Regions from separate parts of the Homo sapiens genome. Here all the other regions are linked to region 2. The links are chromatin contacts, found by Hi-C or POLR2A ChIA-PET in ENCODE. All regions are on one chromosome and are shown on one strand. Each heading gives the region's core, a stretch centred on a gene start or an enhancer-like site at or near the end of the contact. The rest is flanking DNA. Distances are from core to core; before and after follow the strand shown. Region 1 holds the start of ARPC3 (actin related protein 2/3 complex subunit 3). Region 2 holds the start of TCHP (trichoplein keratin filament binding). Region 3 has its middle 18 kb from the start of ARPC3.

Region 1 (2,974 bases), core at 372-2,871, 550 kb before region 2:
CCAGGGTTGCTAATTCTTAGAAACTTATTGTCACATGGGAGGGGAAGAAAGAAGAGGCAGATTTTCAGTTGCCCTCTTCCTTGGTCCTCCCTGGTTTAGCTTCTAGAGAGTATGGTATGTGCCTGTGGAGAAAAAGTGAAGGACCCGATTCCAGTGCCTTCCCCACTGGACACTGGGGTTTCAAAGATGAATCTGACAATTCCAGTCCTCGAGGATTTCACTGTCTCATAGGCAGGGCTGACAGAAATTCAGTAAATTTACACAAATTTACTGAAGTTCCGTGGATGCCAGACACTGGGGATAGAACAGGGATGCACAGTGCAGGCAGGGCCTTGCTCACGTGGGGCTGCCATGCTGGGCCTGTGAGACTGACCATGAGGAAGGAAACCTCAGAGAGAGGATGGAAAGAAAAGCAGAAAAGAAATGGAGAGTGATTATGGGGCTACTTTGGGCTCTTTGTCAAAAAAGACCTTGCCTAAAAGGTGCTATTTGCCCAGTCAGCTGAATGTGAAATCAGATGTGGGAACATGGGGTCCTATTTCAGGCTGGGAACTGGCAGAAGAAATGGCTCTCAGGCAGCAATGAACTTGACTTTTAACATAAGAAGTTTTCTAGTAATAAATAAGTTAAAACTCTGGGCTTTCAGTATGCTCCAAGCATGTAAGTTCTAAGCATTTTACATGTAATTCATTTCATCCTCACAAAACTATGAGGTAAATACTGTTACTGCCATTTTCAGGTGAGGAACTGAAGCACAGGCCAGTTAACTTGCTCAAAATTACAGAGCTAGTATGTATTGGAGCTGCGATTCAAACCTGGAGTCCAGTGCCCTTCAGTTTCTCCATTTTTAGATGCAGTGCATTGGGTTCATTCATTCACTCAAATATTGATGTTTCCTACATACCGTCACTGTTACGGGCGCAGGTGACAAAACGGACGAAGTGCTGCCTTTTTGGCATTCACAAGCACTAAGAGTAAACTAAATACAAGAATCGTAAGAACTAAGGGAAAAAGCGGGAGAGAAGGATAAGGCATGGGGCTGGAGTTGGGTGAACTGAAAATAGAATGAACGGAGAATGCTTCACAGGAAAGGTGATTTTTTTTTTTTTTTTTTTTTTTTTTTTTTGAGAGAGTCACACTGTCATCCCGGCTGGAGTGCAGCGGCGCGATCTTGGCTCACTGCAACCTCTGCCTCCTGGGTTCAAGCGATTCTCCGGCCTCAGCCTCCCGAGTAGCTGGGATGCTACCACGACCAGCTAATTTTTGTATTTTTAGTAGAGACGGGGTTTCACCATCCAGGCTGGTCTCGAACTCCTGACCTCAGGTGATCCACCCGCCTCGACCTCCCAAAGTGCTGGGATTACAGGCGTGAGCCACTATGCCCGGCCCTGAAAAGGTGACATTTGAAAAAAATACAAAAGAGGTGATTGATCTCAGATTCTGGAACCTCAAGACCCATCTCCATTCTGGGCGCTGCCTCACGCTGCACCACTCAAGGCCCCTGCCTAGTGCTCTGGCGCCTCCTTCAGATCCGCGCGGCCGCTGCAACCAGAAGCGGAACTGCAAGGCCGGAAGCTCCACGTCCGCACCCGCCCCTTCCGTTTCGCTTCCGCCTACCTCGCCCAGGCTGCCAGACCGGAAGCGCTCCGCTGTACCTGGATCCTGCTCCTCTGGGTTGAAACCCGGGCGCCGCCAAGATGCCGGTGAGGGTTCGATCCACGGTGTGGGGAGACAGCGGGGATTGCGAAGAGCAGAGAGAAACCGTGTGTGTGCCGAGAGAAGCGGGCGGCGGAAGGCAGAGAGGAAGCTGGGGCCCGAGAAGGAGGGAGGCGAGGGGAGGGGACCGGTTGCTGAAGGATTGGGGCGGCCCGGGGGTGCCAGTCGTGGGAGGCGGGGGCGCGGCAGGAGTGGGCCAAGGGTCCAGGGTGTGTGAGGAGGCCCTTTTCTCTCTCCGTCTACTCCTTCCGACTCCGGCAGGGTTCCCAAAGCCTCACTAGAGAGCGAAGCCAAGGGCTGCGCTTTTTATTTTTCATATTTCAAGTCCAGGGGTCTAGCTTCTCCTTTTTCTGTCAGGCCCACTTCCTCCTCCGCCCCGGGGTCAGGCTCCCTCTGCTGTTTGTCATTTGTCAGAACCCACTTCCCGGCAGCGGCGGCCATCCCGGAGCCAGCTGGGTTTAGGGCCCTCACAGACTCGTTCGGCGCCTGACTTCCAAAGATTTCCTTTTTCGTGTGCCATCAGAGTGGGAGTAAAAAATTATGACGGCCTGGTTGTACTTAATTTCTGACAGCCAGTTTGTGGGGTAGATTTATCACCGTCATGGTCTCCATTTTGCAGATTCGGGAAAAGGTGGTTCAGTTATTATGTGATTGTTCACACTTTTTTTGTTGTTTGTTTTTTGAGAGAGTCTCGTTCTGTCGCCCAGGCTGGAGTGCAGTGAGGCGATCTCGGCTCACTACAACTTCCACCACCCTGGTTCAAGCAATTCTCGTGCCTCAGCCTCCCGGGTAGCTGAGATTACAGGCGCGCGCCACCACGCCCAGCTAATTTTTTGCATTTTAGTAGAGACGGGGTTTCACCATGTTGGCCAGGCTGGTCTGGAACTCCAGACCTCAGGTGATCCGCCCCCTCGGTCTCCCAAAGTGCTGGGATTATAAGCGTGAGCCATCGCGCCCAGCCTGCTCACACATTATTTTTAACAAACGTTAACGAGCACCTGCTGCCTGCCAGGCTGTATTTACAGCAGCAAATAAGTTCAACAAATCCCTAATCTTAAAGAATGTACATTCAAATCGGGAGTCGAGACAATAAAAGTGTAAACATAATAAAGGAGATACATACGGTAGTGTCAGGTAGTGACAAATGCTATAAAGAAGCTAGATGGGTGGTCAGGCGCAGTGGCTCACGCCTGTAATCCCAGCACTTTGGGAGGCCTAGGTGGGCGGATCACGAGGTCAGGAGTTCAAGACCAGCCTG
Region 2 (3,254 bases), core at 684-3,183:
GTGAGACTCTGTCTCAAAAAAACAAAAACATAAAAAATTCTGGACTGCGTGCACCCAGCTGTGGGCCAGCCATCACCAGGAACACAACAGACAGACACAGGGATTGTCCTAAGATTGCTAGACTAGGCACATCGGGGGCATTTATGCTGTGCTTAAACAGAGACAATAATGTAAGGAACACATGTATGTGCCAAGCACTCAATACATATGACTTTTTTTCATTCTTACAATCACCTCGCTATTTGGCAGGTAAGGAAACTTACGTTGAAGAGGTAAAGTTGTTGTACCCGAGCGAGTTAGAGAAACGCCACAGTTTGAGACGAAATTAAGAGTCCTTTATTTAGCCAGTGCCCAAGAGACGGCTAATAAATTCTCTTGGCCCGAGGAAGGGGCTTGATTTTCCTTTATACTTTGGTTTAGGAAGGGGAGGGGAGCTCAGATGCAACAATTCTACATAAGTAAAAACATGCAAAAATTAAAAGGACAAAGAGTCACAGAGAAACAATTAAAAGACAAATGGTTACAGAGAAACAACAGTTCCAGGTGCAGGGGCTCTAAATCTTTCATAAAATGTTAGATATGGGTGCTCTGCCCGACACCAACTCAAGGTTTTATGGTGTTATCTTTTGAGCAAAATCCTGGGAACTTCGTACATTGCTTGTTTCAGTACCTTATCAGTTAATTGGACTCTTTGATATGTTGAGATTCTGCTTACACAAGTTAACTCCTTGAGGAAAGGGGTGGGTAAGGAGTCCTTGATGTCTTGTAAATGAGGGAACCAGATGGAGTTCATCCGGCTTTCTCAACTAAGGGAGAGCTAATTCATGTGGAAACAAGGCTAGGTGATTAAGGGGAAAAAAAGAGTCTAAAAGCAAGGTTAGTAAAAACAAGGTAAGGCATTAAAAAACAAGGTTAGTAAAAACAACGTTAAGCATTACAAAGTGATTTGCTCAGGATCACAGAGCCAGGAAGTAAAGGAGATAAACAAGCTGGGTTCCTAATTCATGTCCGTCTGAGACCAGAGCCCAGGCTCTCTCTGCTGCAAGGGGCTGCCTGTTGGGACCAACCTGCCCTGGCTCTGGCAGTCCCCGGGGAGGGGACTGATAATAACACTCGGAAGTATGTTGGGCTACCATGGAGGACAGACCTTTCATCTTGCAGATGAAGAAGCTGAGACCTAGAGAGAGGAATTGCCTGAGCAATGTAGGGATACAGCTGGAGCCTTGAAAGCAGAGAGCAGTCTCACTCCAGGCACCAATTCCCCTGACCCAAAAGCTGTCCTCAAGTGTAGGGTCGATGCAGTGCCTGGGTAGGAACGCCGGCTGAATGAGCGAAAAGGCCTGGTGCACGCCAAGAATCTCATTCTGGAGGTCCTCCAGTTTTGGGGGCAAACACTCTGCGTCTATGGTCCAAATGTAGCCGGCAGGCTGCTAACGTGTGACCTCGGTCTCGAGACCGTGGCAAGCTTCACATACTTTTTTCCCGCTCCCGTAAAGCCGCCAGTGGATCAGTCTTTGCACCAAGAGTTAAAAGTTTAAGATTCCCGTCCCGGATTGGCCACCCACAAGGTGGGCTGCTCCCCGAACACGTCGCATCCCTCTCTCGACCTGAACATGCACGTGCAACAAATGGGGTCACAGCGCGTGGGGAGCGCAGTGAGGACCCCGGAGGCGCCCTGAGCTCGCGCCCGCTGACTGCCGCCCCGGTTCCCGCCCGCGCGGGCCGCCTGCGGGCCCCCGCCCTAACGCCGGATCCGGCCTAGTCCAACCCTCCGACTCACATTTCTCTGAGGCTCGGAGTTTCCGAAGAGTCCCCCGGCCCGACTTCCCGCAGGCACGAAGCGGGCCGGCCAGTCCCCCGGTGTAATTCCCAGACGCGCTACAGCAACGCCGGCTGTTTCCTCCCTGTTTGCACCGGCAACGAGCCCGACGACGGAGCGTCGCAAGGGCCAAGCCTCCTTCAGCGCGTAGGGAGCCTGTGTTTTTCTCTGGTGCCCCGTCGTGGCCAGCGGGAGATAAATAGCAAACGTCGCTGCTCCTTGAAATAGGGAAGCATGGAGGCAAAGAATCCGTCCATGCACTACACGTATTTCAGGATGGTGGTTACCATCACGTGAAGGTGAAGGTGGAAACCAGGGGGAAGAGAATGTAAGTCAGTGGTCCTCAAACCTGGCTGCGCGTGAGAATCACCAGATACCAGCCTGGGCAACACAGAGGGACTCCTGTCTCTAAAAAATTTTTTAAACTTAACCGGGCATGGTGGGACTTGTGGTCCCAGCTACTCGGGAGACTGAGGCGGGAGGATCAGTTGAGCCCAGGAGATCGAGGCTGCCGTGAGCCATGACTGTGCCACTGCACTCCAGCCTGGGTGACAGAGCCAGACACTGTCTCAAAAAAAAGAAGAAAAAATCCAGATACCTTTAAAAAATCCAGATGCCCAAACCAAACCCCAAATCCCATCTGAGAGTATCAGTGTTTTCCAAAATTCCCCAGGTGTGTTCAATGTACAACTTGGGCAGAGGCCTGCTGGCATAAGTAGATGGAAGTTATTGGTAACTTTTTTATTTTTTTGAGACAGAGTCTTGCTCTGTCGCCAGGCTGGAGTGCAGTGGCGTGATCTCGATTCACTGCAACCTCCGCCTTACGGGTTCAAGCGATTACCCTGCCTCAGCCTACCGAGTAGCTGAGACTACAGGCGCACGCCACCACGCCCAGCTAATTTTTTGTATTTTAGTAGAGATGGGGTTTCACCATATTGGTCAGGATGGTCTCGATCTCCTGACCTCGTGATGCGCCTGCCTCAGGCTCCCAAAGTGCTAGGATTACAGGAGTGAGCCACTGCACCCGGCCGATAACTTTCTATTATAGTCTTATATTGGTGGTGAGTTCAAAAGTGTTCATTCTATTAGTATGTTTTATAACTCGTGTGCTACAAGTATTACATGCCAACTATTCCATTAAAAAGAAAATGAAGAAAAATACTTGTTTGTTCTCTTTTCTTTCATTTTCCCATTCTTTCATTTCTTCTTCCCTTCATTTCTCCATTCTTTATTCATCTCTGTTTTTCCTGGATGCAGCATCATGGCCTCAGCTGGGTTCAGTGGCTTACGCCTGTAATCCCAGCACTTTGGGAGGCCCAGGAGGGTGGATTACCTGAGGTCAGGAGTTGAAGACCAGCCTGGCCAACATGATGAAACCCCGTCTCTGCTAAAAATACAAAAATTAGCCGGGCATGATGGCAGATGCTTATACTCC
Region 3 (3,286 bases), core at 429-2,928, 530 kb before region 2:
ACTTGAATGATTAGAGTATTTGCATTTTGTTTTTACGGGTGAATATATGATTTTAATATGTGGGTTAAATGCTCTTGAGCATCTGTTTAAAGACTTGAATTACAAGCTAGCTAAATACCACAGTTCACACAGCAAAAGGAATGGATATGTGAAAACCTACTCCATAGATAAACAGAAGGACAGTCCTGAAGCCAAAAGAGTGGTGGTGGTGTGTCGTGGGGGGTTTTGTTTGTTTAATTAAAATTTGTTTGTTTGTTTGTTTTTGAAACAGGGTATCACTGTTGCCCAGGCTGGAGTGCAGTGGCATGAACACGGCCCACTGCAGCCTCGACCTCTTGGGCTCAAACAATCTTCTCGCCTTAGCCTCCCCAGTAGCTGGGACTACAGGCACACATCTCCAGGCCCAGCTAATTTTGTATTTTTGGTAGAGATGGGGTATCATGTTTTTTTGTGTTTTTTGTTTTGGTTTGGTTTGTTTTTTGCTTTTTTTTTTTTTTTTTGAGACTGAGTCTCTCTCTGTCTCCCAGGCTGGAGTGCAGTGGTGCAATCTTGGCTCACTGGAACCTCTGCCTTCCAGGTTCAAGCTATTCTCCTGCCTCAGCCTCCTGAGTAACTGGGATTACAGGCTTGTGCCACCACGCCTGGCTAATTTTGTATTTTTAGTAGAGACGGGGCTTCACCATATTGGCCAGGCTGGTCTCAAACTCCTGACCTCAAGTGATCCATCCACCTCGGCCTCTTAAAGTCCTGGGATTACAGGTGTGAGTCACAGCGCCCAGCAAGACAAGGTTTTGCTGTGTTGTCCAGGCTGGTCTCAAACTCCTGGACTCAAGTGATCCACCCACCTCAGCCTCCCAAACACTGGGATTACAGGCATGAGCCACTGCACCTGTCCTAAATTAAAATTCTTAACCCAGAATCAGAGTTTTGGTGTTTGGGTTGGAACTTCTGCCACAGGGGTTACAGACATGTCAGAAAGGAGAGAAAGCCACCCTGATTCATTTCAAGATTACAGGTTTGGGGCCAGGCCTGGTGGCTAGAGGTCGAGGCTGCTATGAGCCATGATCGCACCACTGCACTCCAGCCTGGGCGACAGAGTTGAGACCCTGTCTCAAAAAAGAAAAAAAAATTTTATTTTAAACATATCACCACGTTGGCCAGGCTGGTCTTAAACTTCTGACCTTAAGTGATCCGCCTGCCTTGGCCTCCCAAAGTGCTGGCATAAGCGTGAGCCGCCGCGCCCAGCCAAATATATGTATGTATGTATATATATCTATAGACATATCTAGATATCTAGAGATATCTATAGATATCTAGAGATAGATCTATCGATCTATATATCTAGATATGTATCTAGATATAGATCTATCGATCTATATATCTAGATATATAGATCGATAGATATAGATCTATATATAGATATGTAGATATATAGAGCTATATAGATATATCTATATATAGATATGTAGATATATAGATCTATATATAGATATGTAGATATATCTATAGATAAATATCTATATATATAGATAGATATCTAGATATCTGTAGAGATCTATATAGATATATATATATTTTTGAGACGTAGTCTCGCTCTGTCTCCCAGGCTGGAGAGCAGTGGCGCGATCTCGGCTCACTGCAAGCTCCGCCTCGCTCCGCCTTCCGGGTTCACGCCATTCTCCTGCCTCAGCCTGCCGAGTAGCTGGGACTACAGGCGCCCGCCACCACGCCCCCCTAACTTTTTTGTATTTTTAGTAGAGACCACCGTGTTAGCCAGGATGGTCTCGATCTCCTGACCTCGTGATCCGCCCGCCTTGGCCCTCCAAAGTGCTGGGATTACAGGCGTGAGCCACCGTGCCCGGCCCCTTTTTTTTTTTTTTTTTTAATTGTGGAACCATCATGATAGAAAACCAGCTTACTCTGGGTCCTGTTCCCAGTTCCGTTACTGCCAGCAGGGGGCGCACGGGCCACAGGCGCTGGAACTAGCTTCTGGACCATTTCCCCTTGGGACTTTATCGTGGTAGGTGTTTTGTTTTGTTATATTTTGTTTTTTAATATATGCAAGAGGACAATTTCCAAATGATTTATTATAAATTATACATGAATATAGTCTGATTTTTTTTTTTTGATAGAGCCTTGCTCTGTCACCCAGGCTGGATTGCAGTGGCGCAATCTCAGCTCATTGCAACCTGCACCTCCTAGGTTCAAGCGATTCTCCTGCCTCGGCCTCCCAAATAGCTGGGATTACAGGCGTGCGCCACGATGCCCAGCTAATTTGTGGATTTTTAGTGGAGACAAGGTTACACCATGTTGGCCAGGCTGGTCTGAAACTCCTGACCTCAGGTGATCCACCCGCTTCAGCCTCCCAAAGTGCTAGGATTACAGGCGTGAGCCACCACGCCCGGTCCAATAGTATGAACTTTAAAATACAGCTTTAATTGAAATGTAATGCTGACATTAAAAACAATTATAATGTTGACTTTTTAGACAAGGTAATTTAGTAATAGTTCTCAGATTTTTATTTTCTTCCCCTTCTTTTTTTTTTTTTTTTTTTTTTTTTTTTTTTGAGACGGAGTCTCACTCTGTCGCCAAAGCTGGAGTACAGTGGCACCATCTCGGCTCACTGCAAGCTCCGCCTCCCTGGTTCATGCCATTCTCCTGCCTCAGCCTCCCGAGTAGCTGGGACTACAGGCGCCCGCCACCACGCCCGGCTAATTTTTTGTATTTTTAGTAGAGACGGGGTTTCACCGTGTTAGCCGGGATGGTTTCAATCTCCTGACCTCGTGATCCACCCGCCTCGGCCTCCTGAAGTGCTGGGATTACAGGTGTGAACCACCGCGCCCGGCCTTTTTTTTTTTTTTTTTTTTTTTTTAAATAAAGATGGGGTCTCACCATGTTGCCCACACTGATCTCGAACTCCTGGGCTCAAGTGATCCTCCTGCTTCAGCCTCTCAGAGTGCTAGGACTACAGGCGTGAGCCACTGCTCCCAGCCTCCAGATTTTATTATTTTTGATCAAGCAACTCAACTTCATATTGTTGAATGCTGGGAACACACACACACACACACACACACACACACACACGCACACACTGAAAATAGTTCAGCCGTCCTCTAATTGGGACTCCGAGCCAGGGCTATTTCTCGCGCTGGCGCGGTTCCAAGAAGCATCCCAGCCATCACTCTTTCACCTGCTCCTTAGAGAAGGGAAGATGAGCGAGTCGAGCTCGAAGTCCAGCCAGCCCTTGGCCTCCAAGCAGGAAAAGGAGGGCACTGAGAAGCGGGGC

Evidence for each region. A loop is a pair of places that touch in the nucleus more often than their neighbours do. ChIA-PET counts read pairs that join two places held with the same protein, here RNA polymerase II (POLR2A). Pooled maps may share reads with other maps.
Region 1: a pooled map shows a loop between it and region 2 (3-fold over the local background). The contact joins the promoter of ARPC3 here to the promoter of TCHP in region 2. A Hi-C loop is called at or near these places in 7 of 50 pooled maps. POLR2A ChIA-PET finds 5 or more read pairs at or near these places in 3 of 52 experiments (B cell, BJ and activated T-cell).
Region 3: a pooled map shows a loop between it and region 2 (6-fold over the local background). The contact joins the enhancer-like site here to the promoter of TCHP in region 2. A Hi-C loop is called at or near these places in 7 of 50 pooled maps. POLR2A ChIA-PET finds 5 or more read pairs at or near these places in 3 of 52 experiments (GM12878, activated B cell and activated T-cell).

What each region holds. Positions count from the first base shown.
Region 1 is chr12:110,448,984-110,451,957 of GRCh38, reverse strand. It overlaps ARPC3 (actin related protein 2/3 complex subunit 3), which reads left to right and starts at 1,621. Exons shown (of 7, transcript NM_001278556.2): 1 at 1,621-1,703. The coding sequence starts at 1,698. RefSeq lists enhancers at 1,408-1,507, 2,213-2,974.
Region 2 is chr12:109,898,953-109,902,206 of GRCh38, reverse strand. TCHP (trichoplein keratin filament binding) reads right to left here and starts at 1,933. Exons shown (of 13, transcript NM_001143852.2): 1 at 1,781-1,933. RefSeq lists enhancers at 529-1,369, 1,370-2,210 and a silencer at 1,603-1,712.
Region 3 is chr12:110,430,208-110,433,493 of GRCh38, reverse strand. It overlaps the pseudogene HMGA1P3. Among named protein-coding and RNA genes, the nearest start is that of ARPC3, 18 kb to the left of the region's middle. RefSeq lists an enhancer at 1,648-1,757. Within about 2 kb of position 1,678, at least 18 of the 41 ENCODE cell types and tissues checked have a DNase peak (open chromatin) inside an H3K27ac peak, as active enhancers do; they include GM12878, where a contact is called at or near this core.